Linked DNA regions of Mus musculus: region 2 is linked to region 1. Evidence: chromatin loops called from intact Hi-C (ENCODE). Cell type or tissue: left cerebral cortex. All regions are shown on one strand.

The links. Hi-C counts contacts between places; a loop is a spot of excess contacts. Peaks named below come from ENCODE experiments on the same cell type or tissue, not always from the same donor. Only the 100,000 strongest peaks of a DNase experiment are listed, where the experiment ranks them.
Region 2: it touches region 1 in a loop (5-fold over the local background); 3 of 42 quality-filtered maps call a loop at or near these places.

The regions. Positions count from the first base shown.
Region 1 is chr13:92,232,652-92,240,651 of GRCm38, forward strand. Msh3 (mutS homolog 3) reads right to left here. Exons shown (of 24, transcript NM_010829.2): 20 at 2,923-3,080. Among named protein-coding and RNA genes, the nearest start is that of Rasgrf2, 100 kb to the left of the region's middle. In left cerebral cortex, no CTCF peak of the experiment used is centred here; DNase peaks (open chromatin) are centred at 1,131, 4,071, 4,451 and 5,418; H3K27ac peaks cover 2,645 bases.
Region 2 is chr13:92,124,281-92,132,280 of GRCm38, forward strand. Rasgrf2 (RAS protein-specific guanine nucleotide-releasing factor 2) reads right to left here and starts at 7,548. Exons shown (of 28, transcript NM_009027.4): 1 at 6,927-7,548. The coding sequence starts at 7,214. In left cerebral cortex, a CTCF peak has its summit at 4,931; DNase peaks (open chromatin) are centred at 1,825, 4,827, 6,007, 6,530 and 2 more places; H3K4me3 peaks cover 4,150 bases; H3K27ac peaks cover 2,080 bases.

The sequences.
Region 1 (8,000 bases):
TCTGCTAATGACGAAGGACATCATTCCTTAGCCGTGTGACCTTATAATAGTCAAGAAAGAAGATCCCAACCATCTGCCTGACGGCAGCTTTCCCTCCATTTACTTCCTATAGCACTCATGAGCCACAGCAGACATGCCATTGATAATTATGGAGTATACACATTTAAGCCCAATGTTCCAGATGTCCAATATAACATAAAAACAAGCAGCTTAAAGTCTGGAGCCAAACCTTATGCAAACATCGTATTCAGTTTAGCTATAGCGTGTTTCTCAATGGACACAAAAAGGAATTTTGAGTAGCAATGATTTAATTTGAATAACCACTTACTTTTACTGGAAGAACTGCAATGCGTACTAAGTAAGGATGACAAGGCATGTGGTGATTCTCCACTGTGAGGCTGCTCTGACATGAACTTTTAAAGTGCCACTGCTTGCGTAGCACCTCAGAGATTCCGGCTGGAAATCTTAAGGACTGGGCTTAGAAAGTAGCCATCTAAACAAGTAGCTACGTAAGGATGACCGTAGAGAAACCCTCACACCTCAGAACAGGAGGGGAAACCAGATCAAACTTGCTTCCATACCTGAGCCTTGAATTTAGAGTCTGCTGTCTAGGCAGGCAAGCCAAAGGGGGATGAAGGAGGAAGCAGCCACTGGATTATAACACGAGACCTGGCAGGCATGAGGGATCTTGGACAGGGCACTCTCTGAATCTTTTTGTAAATAAGCACAATGTGTACGTGGGGGAGGGGAATAATCTCCCTGGCATCAAAAACAATAAAAATCTAGCAGATGGTACTTCATATAAAGGAAATTAAAACAATAGAAATGAACATGTCCCAACAAGCAAAGTTAAGCACATATGTATTCTAATTTTACATTAAAATGTGAGGACAAACTTCACGTGCTGCTGCTCCTACACTGGTATGGCCGCCTTGGAGAACTTGAAAGATGCATGTTCCTTACAATCCAGCAATTCTACCCCTCAATACAGATGAGCTGGGGAAAATTCACTTATGTACAGTACATGATGTGTAAGTCAGTGCCACACACACTTAGAAGCTGCTTTTGCTCAAAAGCATTAATTCTTCACTCGGACCCACAATGTAACGGAGAGCAGGATGAAACCCTGGCAGCTCTGCCTTCATTCTGTATCTAAGCAACTGAAACTCCCTGCCAACTAACAGGTGCCTCCAGGAAAGCTACCTACCACAGGAATGACATGACACAGAGGCTTAGAGCAGGGACAATCATCATCTGCAAACCAGATTGGCAAAATTAAGTCGCCATCACGGACCAGACCAAGACCACTTCATTATGCAAACCTCTCTTGAGCTTCAACCCCTTTTTTGTTTAAACCTAAAGCTCAACTCAGTACTTAGAGGACGGGCATGGGGGTCCACACCCTGTATCTTCCCCGTCTGCCTTTCACTGCTGAATTGGGATGGCTGAGCCAAGCCACTGTGTCTTCTGGAGTCAGAGCTTAAGCCCCAGCACTTAAGTAACAAAGGTACCAACACTGTTTACATTTGTGAAACACTGAAACCATGCCAAATACTCACCAAGGAATGTGTGCACATGCATGAAACACAAGCAAAGGCCTAGAAATATACGTATCCATGCAGATGGATTTATAAATATAACGAGTGGAGAAACCCACTCAGAAGACTACTATGGGGCTTGCTGGTCAGTCAGCTTAGCTTACCAAACTCCAGGTCCCACTGAAAGACCCCATCTCAAAGAAATGAGATGAATATTCCTGATTCATGAAGAACATCTGAAGTTGACCTTTGGCTTCCATATGTATATGAATGCAGGTGCATCCATTCCCCTCCCCCCCATTTCTCTTCCCTCTCCCCTCTAGTCTGTAGTATTGACTCAGCACATTGACGCAGCAGCAGCAAACAGGTTATGATACCCCACCCCCTCCGCCTTCAACAGGTAGCCAGATTCTCCACCCAGATGTGCACAGTACTGTTACCTCTGACAACTCATATTACGCTCATCAAGTCCTGACTGATTTTGGGCTCTCCTGGAGGGTCTGCCTTCAGTTCCTTACCTCACTGTGTCTAATGCTGATGCTTGCACATGCCATTCAGTCTGAAGGGGCCCTTCCTTCCTTCCTTCTTTGACTAATGATCACACTCTTCAGAAAGGCCCTCAAAAGTCAAAGGATTCTTTCAATATGCAGACTTTAAGGCACTGCAGCATCTGCTCAAGGTCGCTAATACTGGTGATAGTGCATTCTGGTGATAGTGCATTCTGGTTTCACCACAAGTGTTTAACCATGAAGCTGGACAGTAACAAACATGCTACACAGAGAACCTGGTTATTACATAGCGTTATGCTTATATATTCAGTATTTACTCAAACATATCACACAAGAAATACAGACTATTCAAGAACTGATAAATTGCTAGATATGAAATGGGTAAACTACAAATTCTTTTTAATAAAACCAGGATACTCTACTCACACTGCTAAGAAAGCATGAAATTAAATTTACAAACTGAAATTAGTAAGCCCTGGCCAGTTATATGCAATGTTTAAGAGCAGAAATAAATTTGAATTAACGATCTTGCTTGGTACTTCTATCTCAAAAATGAGGAGGGAGCAGGTTTCAGCTTCCCACACTGGAAGGCACACCAGAACTTCTTTTCTCTGTTTAAATATTGATTTCCATTTCTTCATAGTCTTTCAGCTAAGTTTAAGAGGAGATATTGATTCCCTTCTTAAGATTTTACTTAAAGGACTCATTTTAAAGATTTGGGGGGTAAAAAAAGTTCTTCAGGGAAATGACACCCTGGGTGTCTTCCTTATCAACATATGCAGTGACAAATGACTTCTCCTGAATGGTGAATGTAAACCATTCATCCAAACATGTACACAAAAAGAGAGTTACATTCAAAGAGAAGGAGCACTCACCTTGTGAAAATGCCATCCACAATCCCAATTGTGGCTTCCTCTGCAGGGACGTAGGAGCCAATCTGAGCCATGATGGTAACCAGTGCAACCTGTTTTATGTAGGAGCTTTTCCCACCCATGTTTGGTCCGGTGATTATCATTACTCTCTCCGAGTCCTGCTGGAAACAAACAAATGAGAAAGGGAATTTCACTTACTGAACCAGAAAGGGATTCGAATGGTTGGTTTATATTTTGGGAGTGCAGACTGGGATAGGGGTTAACTATATAACCCAGGCTGGCCTTCGGCTTAGTAGGTAGACCAGGTTGGCCTCATATTTTAATCTCCTGCCTCCACCTGCCAAAAACTGGAATCATAAGAATCCACTACCATGCTTGGCTCATGTTTTGTTTTGATGTTCTTGTGGTATTTACAATTCATCCCACAAACAGGACTTCATGAGGCAAAGCATTACTTTGTGGCATATTTACATATGCTATTGAATTAATCCATTTTCCATTCCTATAACAAAGTAGCTGGGGCTGGGTAATTGTTTAAAGAAAGAGACTCATTAAGGTCAAAGTTCTAGATATTCAACAGCATGGTATTGACTTTCTCTCAGGTCTGGTAAAGGTTTCACAGTGGATGACATCAGTACAGTGGGAATGTGTACAAGAGGAATTCATTTTGCTGACAGGAAGTGAGGGCTGAGGACAGGCCAGTATGCAGGACATTCTTATGAGAAATAACCATTCCAGAAGACCTAATCCTTTCTGAGGGTTGCACCCCCGATGACTTATCTTCCATTTGGCTCCATCTCATTTTAGGGGAGATGAGAAAAGATACACAGATGGTTGTCAAGACTATGAAGAAATACCCGATTACAGTACAGAAAATGACACCACTTCACACACACATACACACACACAAACACACACACAAGAAACATCAAACAAGACAGAGAAGGAAGAAAGCCTGCCATGGTTGTCAATGTCAAATTCTGCCAAAGATGAGAGAAGAGCTGGAATTTTTATTCTGGAAGAAAAATACTGCATACCATTTTGAAAAACTTCAGTAATATCTGCTAAAGCTGAAAATAGACATAGCCAAGCAATCCTCCTCCCATGTACACACACTAAATGGAAATGAGGATGACACACAACAAAAGACACAGAGAAGCCTGTTGGCAGCGCTCCTTGCCTCTCAGGCCAGTCCTGAACTGGCGTACATGTTCACCCATCCTGGAGCAGGTTAAAAAGAGAAAGCATCAAGTAGGAATGTGTGCAGCTGTAGGAGAAGGCCAACCAGGCAACAGACACCTGGGATCCATGGGAGGCATTACAGGTGAGCCACAAAGACAACGTTGTCCTTAAATGATGGCAGGGAAATGGTTAGCTGTATGGAAATAAGCGTGGTCCCAAATCTCAGGAAACGGAGTCTGGGTGGATGAAAAAATGAATCGTGAAAAGCAAGCCCGCTACTTTTAGAAGAAAATGTAGGAGGAAGGTGGAGAGTGTGTTCCTTAGTGGAAGCATAAAACACATCTGCCCAGGTCAGACCTAATTGTGTGGTGTGTACCAAAACCAAAGGAAGAGACTGCTCACAACTGCCTTAAACTGGAAACTGCACAAATGTTTATCAACAGATAAAGTATGATACAGCAGCTCAGAGACAGCTATGGCAAGGGAGAAGACAAAGATATAAATTGTCAGAGGGAAGTTGTTAAATCACCAAACAAAACATGAAAAAGCAGTCGTCTTATATAACTCCTACCTCTCAACAGCGCAGAAGTAATGGGGGACAGGCAAAGGATATAAATAGCCTATTTGTAGCAAGGAAAGCACAGATCTAAAAGCATATTAGCGGGAAGGTGTAATCAGAAGCATTATGAAGGAGATCTACAAGCTATTCCTAACATTTTTCTGAAAGACTAGCTGATAAATAGCCAAGCAAAATGAAATCTGTATGTTGCAGAGACACCTGTATTCCTATGTTTATTGTAGCAAGATTCATAACATCCAAGAAATGGCAACAGTGCATCAATGTCAGAGGGCCTATCAACACACAAAAAGGCAAAGGAAATGCAATACCTACATACAATGGAATATTATTCAGTCATAAAATAGTTGGTAAATTCTGTTATTTGTGGCCAAATAAATAAAACTAAGGAGCACTATACTAAGTTAAATAAGCTAGGAACATGATCTAATTCATATATAAAATGTAATACTCTTGATATCATTCAGGAGGGTATGGAAGCAGAAGCTGAAGCAGCAGGGGATAATGGAGTGGGGGAAGTTATGAGCGGGTTCTAAACTGTAGTTTAGAGGCTTGGTGCTGCTGCACACACAGCAGGGTGACCACAGAAACGGATGTGTCCTATGTGTTTCAAGAAGCCAAAAAGATGTAGAATGCACTTGCTGTGTGAAGTATCTGTTCTTCTAAATTCTAACATCTATTTCCAGTATTTAATTGTGTGCACCAGGGAACATTTTGATACTTGCAAAGTCAAAAATAGCAAGGAGGGCTGAAGTGCGTGGAAGCTTATTTCCAACTAGCTTGTAACTGGCTTTCCTGACCATCATGCTCATTTCCTGATCCTAACAACCAGTGAGAGACTGCATTGTGCTGTTCTGATTTGAGGCTGTAGCCTTCCATCTTGAGATGCAGCTAAAGAGGCAATGGATACAGCTGGCGGGCAGACAGATTTAGTGCTTTGCTTTAATGTCTGATATGAGTGTGATGAACAGCGTTGGACAGAAAAGAAAGCTCAAAATGAAAACTTCACTCCATGGAGACAGTAGGTGGATTCCTAAGGGCCTTCCAACCCCAGGTTCCAGGAAACGAACATTCAAGGTTAGCTATCTAACATCTCTGGCACAGTGCTCCCAAGTACCCATGTAGAAGACTAACAAAAAATAGGCTGTGTGCTCATATACATACTAACACCAAGATCACATCAATGAGCTCCCTCAGAATCGGATTCAATGCATCTGTGAACTAGCAGTTTACAGGGGAGCAATTCTTTAACATACTTGATAATTTTTAACTCCTCAAATCATTCTCACTAAGGCATGATCCTAAGTGTGGTGGTTTGAATACACTTGGTACAGGGAATGGCACTATAAGGAGGTGTGGTGTTGTTGGAGTGGGTGTGGCCTTGTTGGAGGAAGTGCCTCTGTGGGAATGGGCGTAGGAAGCTTCCTCCTAGCTGCCTGAGGATGACAGTCTTCTCCCATTTGCCTTTGGAACGAGATGAGAACTCTCATCTCCAGGGCCATGCCTGCCTGGATGCTGCCATGCTTCCTACCATGATGATAATGGAGTGAACCTCAGAACCAGCCAGCCCCAATTAAATGTTATCATTTGTAAGAGTTGCCTTGGTCATGGTGTTTCTTCACAGTAGTAGAAACCTACTAGGTCACTAAGTGAATAAGGGATGATTTATGCATGTATAAGTCAAACTAGCTGTTAAATTTTAAAACAATTGTTAAATTGCTATTGACCAGGCCTGAACAAGGTCTCTTTTACCATCCTGGACCTTCACAAATTCTCCTTGGATATACTAGGGTTGCCAGGTCAAATAGAGGACAGTAATAAAACCTGTATTTCTGATAAATAGCAAACAACATTTTGGCATAAAAAGCAAATCAAACACAAACATGTTTATTCTAAAAAGAATTGTTTATCTGAAATTCAAATTTATCTGCTATACTTTCACTTGCTAAATCTGGTAACCTACTTCTAGGATATCACAAAGTCCAGTACGCCAGGATATTTGCTAGACCCCAGTCTAGAGCCACAGCATGAGTTCTGGCTGACTGATGACTGTAAGAGTCGGCCCTATCCCAAACTCCAACATGTGGAACCACCTGTGGCCCTCCTGGAGGGCTGGCCTGTGTGCCCCTGTGCTTACTTCTTGCCACTGGTAGGTAGCACAAGACTCCCACAGGGCTCCCTAGGTGGAATTAGAGCAGGTCATCCAGGTAGTAACCAGTGTGTATTGGTGCCATGAACCTCCCAAAGCCACAGTGGCTGTTACTGCTTCTAACAGACACAGCCTCCACAGCACTGGGCACAGAAACAGTGGTCTGGCATATGCACCAGCTGAGCCTGGCTGCACCACCGGAGAGATGGGATGCACAGAGTACCTGGGAGGCAGGCTTTCTCCCCATTTGTGTTTTAAAAATTACTGAAAGCTGCCTTCCATTGTCTAACCATCAGCTTATTTTTAATTACTTAACTAAAATCCCAAAGCCCTCATCTAATACAGGATGCCATTCTAGATACAGAGTCTCTGCCATCATTCAGGTAAGGAGCCTGACATCCAGGCCTGGATTAGTAGAACAACGTTTGATCCACAAGTGCAAAGTCCTGGGTTTGATCAACTGCAGGTAAGAGAGAGAAGGAAACCAAGAGGTGAGATGATATTTACAACGGATCTGAGGAGAGGCCACACACTATCAACCCACAGAATTATGCTGCTATCTGCCTTACCTGCAGGGTTAGATTTATTAATACAGTAAGTGGTTTTAAAAGAAACTATTTCCTCTTTGAGGACTGTCCACTTGGGGAGGAAAAGGGAAGGGGAATCCGAATCATTTCCCAGGGGCCCCCTTTGTAGCTTTTCAGGAGGCTGAAGCACTGCGGCATAAACACTTATAACAGCGTGTTAGAAACAATTTTTTTTTTTTTTAGGGACAACTAGGGTCCATTCATACTGTTTAATATGATACAATAGCATGGCTAAAAATTGTCCAATGCTTTTTTTGAAAATGTAGGATTTACCTGTGTCATTAAATTTAAAATACAAGCTATGAAGTATGAGACAGTCACAGCTATGTTTTAGAAAGATAAATAAAGCCTGCGGTGGTGGCATGACAGGGTTACACAGAGAAACCCTGACTCGAAAAAACCTAAATAAATAAATAAATAAATAGGACAAAAAAAAAATTAAAAGGTAAATAAGAGGCCAAAATGTGTAGAACATTTCCATTCTACCATGTTAGGTCCTCCAAAAAGAAACTCATCCATAAAATGGGAACTACATAAATGAGGATACCACTGTCTAATAGGATGCAAAGCCTTATCTACAGGAACC
Region 2 (8,000 bases), 110 kb before region 1:
TCATACCCTTCATCACAATAATGTACCTTATCACAGAATGAACTACAAGTTATTGCCAGGACATGTCTTTCCAGAACTATGTCTACTGTGGTTTCCAGTGCCAACCAACCGCTAAACCAAAGAGGCAACACCTTTCTATGTACAAGTGAAATAATGCAATGTCTAAGATTGGCTTTAAAATAAGCTCCCCTACCCACCTCCCAACACACACACACACACACACACACACACACACACACACACAATGTAAGGACACATACACCAAAATAAAAAGTAAGAACACTGGAGATTGTTTAAGCTAAATGATGGCGGTTTGTGAACTCTTGTATTCCATGTGTATTTTAACCTTTTATTTTTTCCGAGACAGAGTTTCTCTGTATAGCCCTGGCTGTCCTGGAACTCACTTTGTAGACCAGGCTGGCCTTGAACTCAGAAATCCACCTGCCTCTGCCTCCGTGTTTTAACTTTTTTATATAAAAGAAGTAACAAAAACCTCTCCTAAATGATTCTAGTAATGAAAACAAAACAGAAAAATCAAAAGGAACGAGACAGCAGCTGACAAACATGCCTACTTGCTGTGCTTGGCTCTGTATTAAGAGCATGGGTGGGTAGTTACCCATGAAGTCTATGATGGGGGTATGCATGAACCCCATTTTTCTAGGCACTTTCTCAGCCCATCTTGGCATCACTAAGCTTACAGAGATGACTTAAGATCACAAGTGTTGTAAGTAACAGAGGCAAAATGTAAATGCATATGTTTTACCCCTAAAGCGAGCCACCCCCAATTCCTCCACCTCTCCTGGGGTCATTCTTACAAGTTTTTAAAAATCCATGAACGTCCCCTCCAACCCCTGTTCATCGCTGATATCTGACTTATGAACTGAGTTATAACATCATAAACTGAACCTTTGATCGAGTTGCCACCTTCCAGCTCCCACACTGCCAGCTCTTGCGGCTTTTAAATAGTTGCTCTGATGGAGTTGGGGAAGCTAGTCCTCTTGCTTACATTAGTCACATAAATGGCATGGTCTCAGATACAGTTCAGGAAATTAATCAGGTGTTGTCTAAATTAATCACCTAAATAAAATAGAGGAACTCAGTAGCCATGCAAAATACCAGTACCCAGAGCCCCGCCCTCTGTACTCTCATAGTCTCTGAAATGCCTTTGTGTAAGTATGGCCCACACTTATAAGTAAAAAAACTAGTCTCAGGCTCCACACATTCATCCTTAAAGATAGCTTGACTTGCATCATTTTATCTGTCCTCAAGTCTTCAGGAAGTCCACTTCTCGCCCACCTGCTTTGATGTTCTAAATCTGTTCTCCGTAGACCTCCCCAACTTTAGCATCCTGTCTTCCATCAGAGCTCAAGAAGAAACATGTTACATAGATACAGATTAACTCAAATGTGATAATATCTTTTCTGCCTTTTCCCTAAAAGTATATTTGAAGCATTTTTAGCCAACGTGGGGTGGTATAAGTCTTTATTTTTCATCGACTCATGTGTTTTCTAGTAAAACAGAAAATCATGACCATGTTACCTGAATCTTTGACCCACCTGTGACGTTAATATTCTCTGCAGGAACAAGGAGAGAATGCACTGCCTTGCTCCAAGTAGGCAGGAAATCTCATTTTAATTCCTTGAGGATTGAGCTAAAATTTAGAAGTTACACCAGTGAAAAATATAACAACGAATCTGAAAGAATGCCATGTCTAATCAAGAGCCAAGTGTTCTAACAGTCAAGCAATTCCCACAGTGCCAGGTTCGTACTTAACACCATCTCGGCTTTCCTTTAAATACTGGCCATGATTTTACTATAGCATCATACATCACAGCAAGACAGAGCTACATTCTGAGAAATGAATCATTTCTGTCACTGTGTGAACACTGCCAAGTGTGCTTGATGGAACTGAGATAGGGTGGCGCACACCACACCAAGGCTAAGGACATCGCTGTGCCACTGAGTCAGCTCACCACTGGTGGCAAGGTCTTTTTGCAATGCATTGCTGTCTATAGGCTTGGGCTTAGAAGAATTTCTTTTGTGATTTCCATTCAACACACAGCTACAGTCCTAGGAAATAACGCTTCCTGTACTCAGGCAGAGGGGACCTGTAGCTCACATATTTTTAACTTTTTGAGACAGAGGCTCACTCCATGATCAAGGCTGGCTTTGAGTTCACAGCACTCCTCCTGCCTCAGTCTCCCAAATGCTGGGATTATAGGCTGGCTTTATAAATCACATCTTGAAGTGTTACTGGTACAAATGAAAATGTGTGAACTCCCAATATATAAATATATTACAAAGAGTTAATAGTCAACAGTCAAAGGGAACAAACTTAATAAACAGGTATAAATCCCTTTAAAGGAGAAATAGACATGCAAGCACAAAGCCACTTTAAAATTATGAAAATTAGAATTCAAGACTGGAATAAATATACCTTGGCAATCTGATTTATTTCATCTCAAAATGGCTTTTAAAAATTAACCTTTTCTACTCTATATTTAAATTATATTTACTAACATATGAGTATTTATACAGTTTTGATCAAGAGGGATGAATATCAACTTGAAAATTAAGGGGCGCACGCCTTTAATCCCAGCACTCGGGAGGCAGAGGCGGGCAGATTTCTGAGTTCGAGGCCAGCCTGGTCTACAGAGTGAGTTCCAGGACAGCCAGGGCTATACAGAGAAACCCTGTCTTGAAAAACCAAAAAAAGAAAGAAAAAGAAAACAAAAGAAAAGAAAACTTGCAACAGACAGACAATATAATTGTTTTTAACTTCATGTATTGGAACAAAATGTACAAAGAAAACAGTATCACTGCAAATGTCTTCCATCTCTCCAGGGTGCAATGCTTGTCACTGACTAAAACCCACAGACCAATGCAGCTTACAGGACAAAGCATCTTTACATACAGCTAATACCACAAACATGAGTTTTCCTGTGTTGTATTCTCAACATAAATTACAATAATCTAAATACTAACATAACCAGGATTAAACAACTAATTTTCTAATCTATTTAATTTTTTATTTAATTTTAATGGAAAACTATTTACTAAGTTCAAGTAACAAATAGTTCTGAAATTTTTATAAGATTTAGCAAATGTCTTATTGCATTTCTCTTTATTTGCATTCAGTAAACAAAGATGAGAAAGAAAATGTGAAGTTAGTTATTATACCCCCATTCAAGATCATGAACTAGAATGGAAATCCTCCCTCATGACCTCTGCCTTCTACAAAGATTTATGAACATGCATGCAGTTCTACCTAATTTAATAAAATGTTGAAGAATTCCTGCCTTGGGAGTCAAGTTGGGAAGGTTAAAATGTCTGTCTAGTAACGAGGTGACAGAGAACTCACAGAACCTATAGTCCCTTTAATATTAAATCAGCACAAATATAAGAAGCATGTATAACTCTTCATGCCTCTAGAGCCAAGGATACCCATCCCTCACCAACCCCCACCAAGCAAGTGAAAGCAGGGTGAATACAACAGCAGATGAAGAGGAAAGACAGCCATTTTGCTAAACATCTTTCCTGCTTCAGGCAAGATGCATAAGGCTGCATAAGTGGACCAGACCAACTGGGCTGTGTACTCTCTAAGTGCAAACACTTAAAAACATCTCTCCAGTGAAGTGAGAGAATGTCACATGAAATTGGTTGTTTAGAAATATGCCTCTCTTTCCTTTGAGCAAATGGTGGTCTGAAGGTGCACTGCTCAAGATTCAACAACAGCCATTTGATTCGTTTTTAAACAAGAATAAACAAAAAAGGAATTCACGAATTACATCCCCAACTCGTATCTCATCCAGATTAAAAAAAAAAAAACCAAAAACAAAAAAAACTGAGCTCAGTGGATTTAAAAAGAGCCTCCTCAACAAAACCCTCTTCAGCATGCTTAGTCATTATATCTGGAGTTGGACTTTACTTGTGTAGAGCCTGAGCTACAACAGGTAAAAATGAAAGTAATTAAGAACGGTGAAGAGGAAGCTGCCTCTAAGATCTGGAGAGAGCGCTGAGTTAGATGAGATGGTAGAGAATTGTATCTCTTGTCAGAGCAGAGCACACCGGACCTGACTGCTAAAGAGGAAAGTTTCCCCTTGCCCTGAATGGAGATTACTTAGAAATAAGTACACCAGATACATATTTGAAAACAGGAACATTCTTTTGGAGGCACGTTAAGCATTTTTAAAACAAATTCACCTGATTACATCATCATTATTGTTCTAAAGAAATAGCCACTGTGGAAATGCTGATAAGACAAACTAATAATTTCCCATAAAACCCTGGAATGCCATGAGATCAATGGAGCAGCACAAATTTTCCTCCAACTTGGGAACATTTGAAAAGCCAGCTTATTGATGAAAATAAAAGAAAACTTCAGGGTTTATGTTCTGGTCCATTTTCTGAAATTTTCTATAACTTTTGCCAATAAACTTAATTTGAAATATTATTTAGATAAATTAAACCAATTGGTATTTCTTCTTATAATTTAACTATAAACATATATAACTAGAAATTTAAAGTGATTTGAGAAAGAAACAGAACTCAAGAATGGTTAGAAGTGGTTCACAGGAAGAATTGAGTCATTGTTGCAACATCCTAAGATGCTGGATTCTACCTCTGTAGACGGGTGACACCTCTGGCTCACTGGATGATGTCCCTTATAGGTTTGTGGGGCTACTGACCTGATTGATTTCTCAGAGTGCCCATTTCAATCATCTCTGTCCTTAGCTTTTCAGATGCAGTGTTTGTCAGTGTTTATTTGCAGTTCACATCCTCTATGTAGCAACAATGTTGCAGTATTTTTATAGTCTTAGAAGCAGATGATCACAGCACTGGAAAGTGACACAGTTAACTGAAGGGAGGCCAATTGCATACACTACAGACTTAGGATAAAACATATCTCCATAGCATCTCTTCATAATTTTTCAGTTGCCTCTAGGTAGCAGTGTTCAAGAAAAGCATTATTCAGCTAGGCTAACCCATGTCAACAAAGCATTTCCAACATACAGGAAAATTTATAAATTCTCCAAGACCAACTTCAAATTCTTTCTGGAATGCTTACATCTCAGTTTTGCTTACAAACTACAAAGGTCCTGATTCCCAACCTCCCAAATATGCATGAGGTGACAAGCACCACAGTTCATGTGACAGTAACTAGGAAAAAATAACTTACCAAAGGTAGCCTCCTAGAACCCCAACTATTCAGGGGTTTCAAGTCGCTATTAGAGTCCAACTTACAAATAACTGTCCTGAAGATGCAAGTCCTGACCTTTACACGGCCATAAACAATGCTTTGCAAATAACATTGGCAGGTTTGGCAGCCACAAAAGCTCTAACCACCCCTGAAACTCAATTCCAGAGTAACCATAAGTGGTTATTTGTGAACTTCAGAATACATACAAAGGAAACAAATAATTTAGAATTGAGTCGGGGGTGTGTATTTTAAAGGACACCGTTTTATTTTCGACATAGTGGGACTTAAAAATCCATTGGGGAGGGAAGTCTTGTGGGCCTTCTAACACTATTCAAGAATACACAAACACACACACACACACACAAACACACACACACTTTCAAAAATATGTTTGCTGAAAACTTTCCTTCGATTCTAGACTGCACAACTTGAATTTTCTGTATTTCTAATACATATATCTGCCAGCTTGGAAATTAGTTTTCCAAATGACTAAGAGCACCTTCAAAAGTCAAAGGGCATCTTTTAAATTTCAAACTCCTAACCCTTCTGATGTGATTAAGCACTTATCATTTACCGAAGTTAATGATTTACAGTAAAAATCAAAAGCAATCTTGTGCCTGGTGTGGTTTCAGTTCCTCTGAGTTCTAAGCTTTGTTTTAAGAGGCAGAAACATTAGGTGGCCATCCTAACCACCATTGTGTGAGCAGCAGCCTCCGAGGTTTACAGTTCATGCATTCTGGTCAGATCTGCACGGAAAATTCAGCCTAGAAATATTTTTCTGGAACAGCAAAGGCAACCAGTCCCCCCGCCGCACCCCTACATACCTCCCTCTTCCAAGGTCTGGAATATAGAGGCAAAGAGAAAACATTTGGCTGAATAAAATCATTCCTCTTTAACTGTAATAAACAAATGGCATTTGAAATCAATATGGTTCCTATTTTGCAGGAATGGGATTCAGAGGTTAAGCCATTGCCTTCTCCACGCCTTGAGCACACAACAAACCCATTCAAATTATGACCTACAACTAAAAGGTCTCATTTACTTTAAAGTACAGAGCGTTCTTTTTAAATGCCCATGTTTTTAAACATAAACTCAGGGACAAATGCTAATTCTTGGGAGACAGTGTCTTTATGCTGACCTCGGTGGGCAAACATTCTCAAGACCTAAACTACAACGCATGATTGACAAGGACCAACAAACGCGTCCGTCTTGGTAGTGGGATTGGTGCCCAGAACTACGGGTAAGCCATCACTGGCAGGTAAAGAACTCTGCCGGTCCGGAGCCAGTGAAAAAAGAAACCAAACTTTCCGAAATAGGGTAGTTTGGTCTCACCAAACCAATCTAAATCCAACAGGTGTCAACAGACACTTGCCACATTAAGGTCTAGAACAGCACGGAGTGGTTAGGGAAGAAACTGAGAGAAATCTGACCTAACCTCTAAGAGGATTGCGAAGGAATAAATAAATAAATAAATAAATAAATAATAAAAACCAAAACCTAAGCTAAGCTAAACCAGCCTGGTCTCTAGCCCAGCTGGTCGCTAGGTGGTGGGGTTAAAGGATGGTGGTGTCAGAATCTCTCTGCTCACTCACAGGGACATGCGTTGCTACAGGGTCTCCAAGCACTTGTCCCTGCGCTGTCAGCTGTCCACCCAGCACCAGAGTCGGACAAGCAAGACAGCGAGGCGTCTGGGGTTGGAAGCCAGGGAAAGGAGGGTTCGAGGTACCTGCTTGTCCAAAGCGTCCCGGGCGCCTGCGGGTCCTGCGTTGGTCCTGGGTGGTGCAGGCGTCCGCTCACAGCTGCAGCCCTCTAGAAGGTACATGCCCGCTGGCCGGCCGCTCTGCTCGCCTTCGAAGTAAAAGAGCACATTCTGGTAGAGAGCGAACCACTTCTCGTGCCAGCGGCTCGCCTCTGCAGCCTTCTTGCTCAGGAAGCCGCGTTTGGTGCCCTCCTTGCGCGCCAGCATGGCCAGGTACAGGGCGTGCCCCTCGTTGTAGCGCACGCTCTTCTGCATGGCGAGGGCGCGGAGGGCGTTCGAGTCGTAGCCTCAGCTTCTTGGCGGGGTCATCGCAGATTGCCCTCCGGGAGGACGCACCGCAGACTGCCTGCCACGGGGCACCCCGCTCGCCGCCCAGACCTAGGGCGCCTATCCGGGCTGGAGCACCAGCACCGTCTCCTCCCCGACCGCGCCCTCTCCGGCCCCCGACGCCTCCTGTTCCCCGGAAGCCCGGTGACGAGTGGCCCTCCGAGGGCGCCCGCACCAGTGTCACTCCACCCGAAGTATTGCGGGAGCCCAGCCTCTGCGGCGGGCTGCGCTATGCTATGAGGCGCGCGGCAGCCAGAGGACTGTCCTCGGGCAACGCGCTCCGGGAGACAGAAGGTAAAACGTCACGTGGGAGATCAGCAGTAAGCGGCTTGGAGACCGATTTAAAGGGTAAAGCCGGCGCGGTGGCGGCCGCGGAGGCGCTGCGTGCTCACCCCAGCGCACATCCTTCAGTCGCCTGCCAGGACCCTGGCCTCTGCTTCTGTCCAGGCCAAGCCTGGATGGGGCAGATCGCCCAGGAGGAGCAGGAGCGAGCTTGGTAGCGCCCAGTCGCTCACAGCACAAACACTCACAAATGTGCTCTCATGCATACACAGGCAAACGCACACTGAACATACACATGGAGACTGAAGCATGCACACAAACACACAACGCTCATATTCGCGCACAAAATCACACATGCACCCAAATACAATAAGCACAGGCATACAAGCATACATGCACTCACAACATAAATTACCAAATACTCTTTAATCC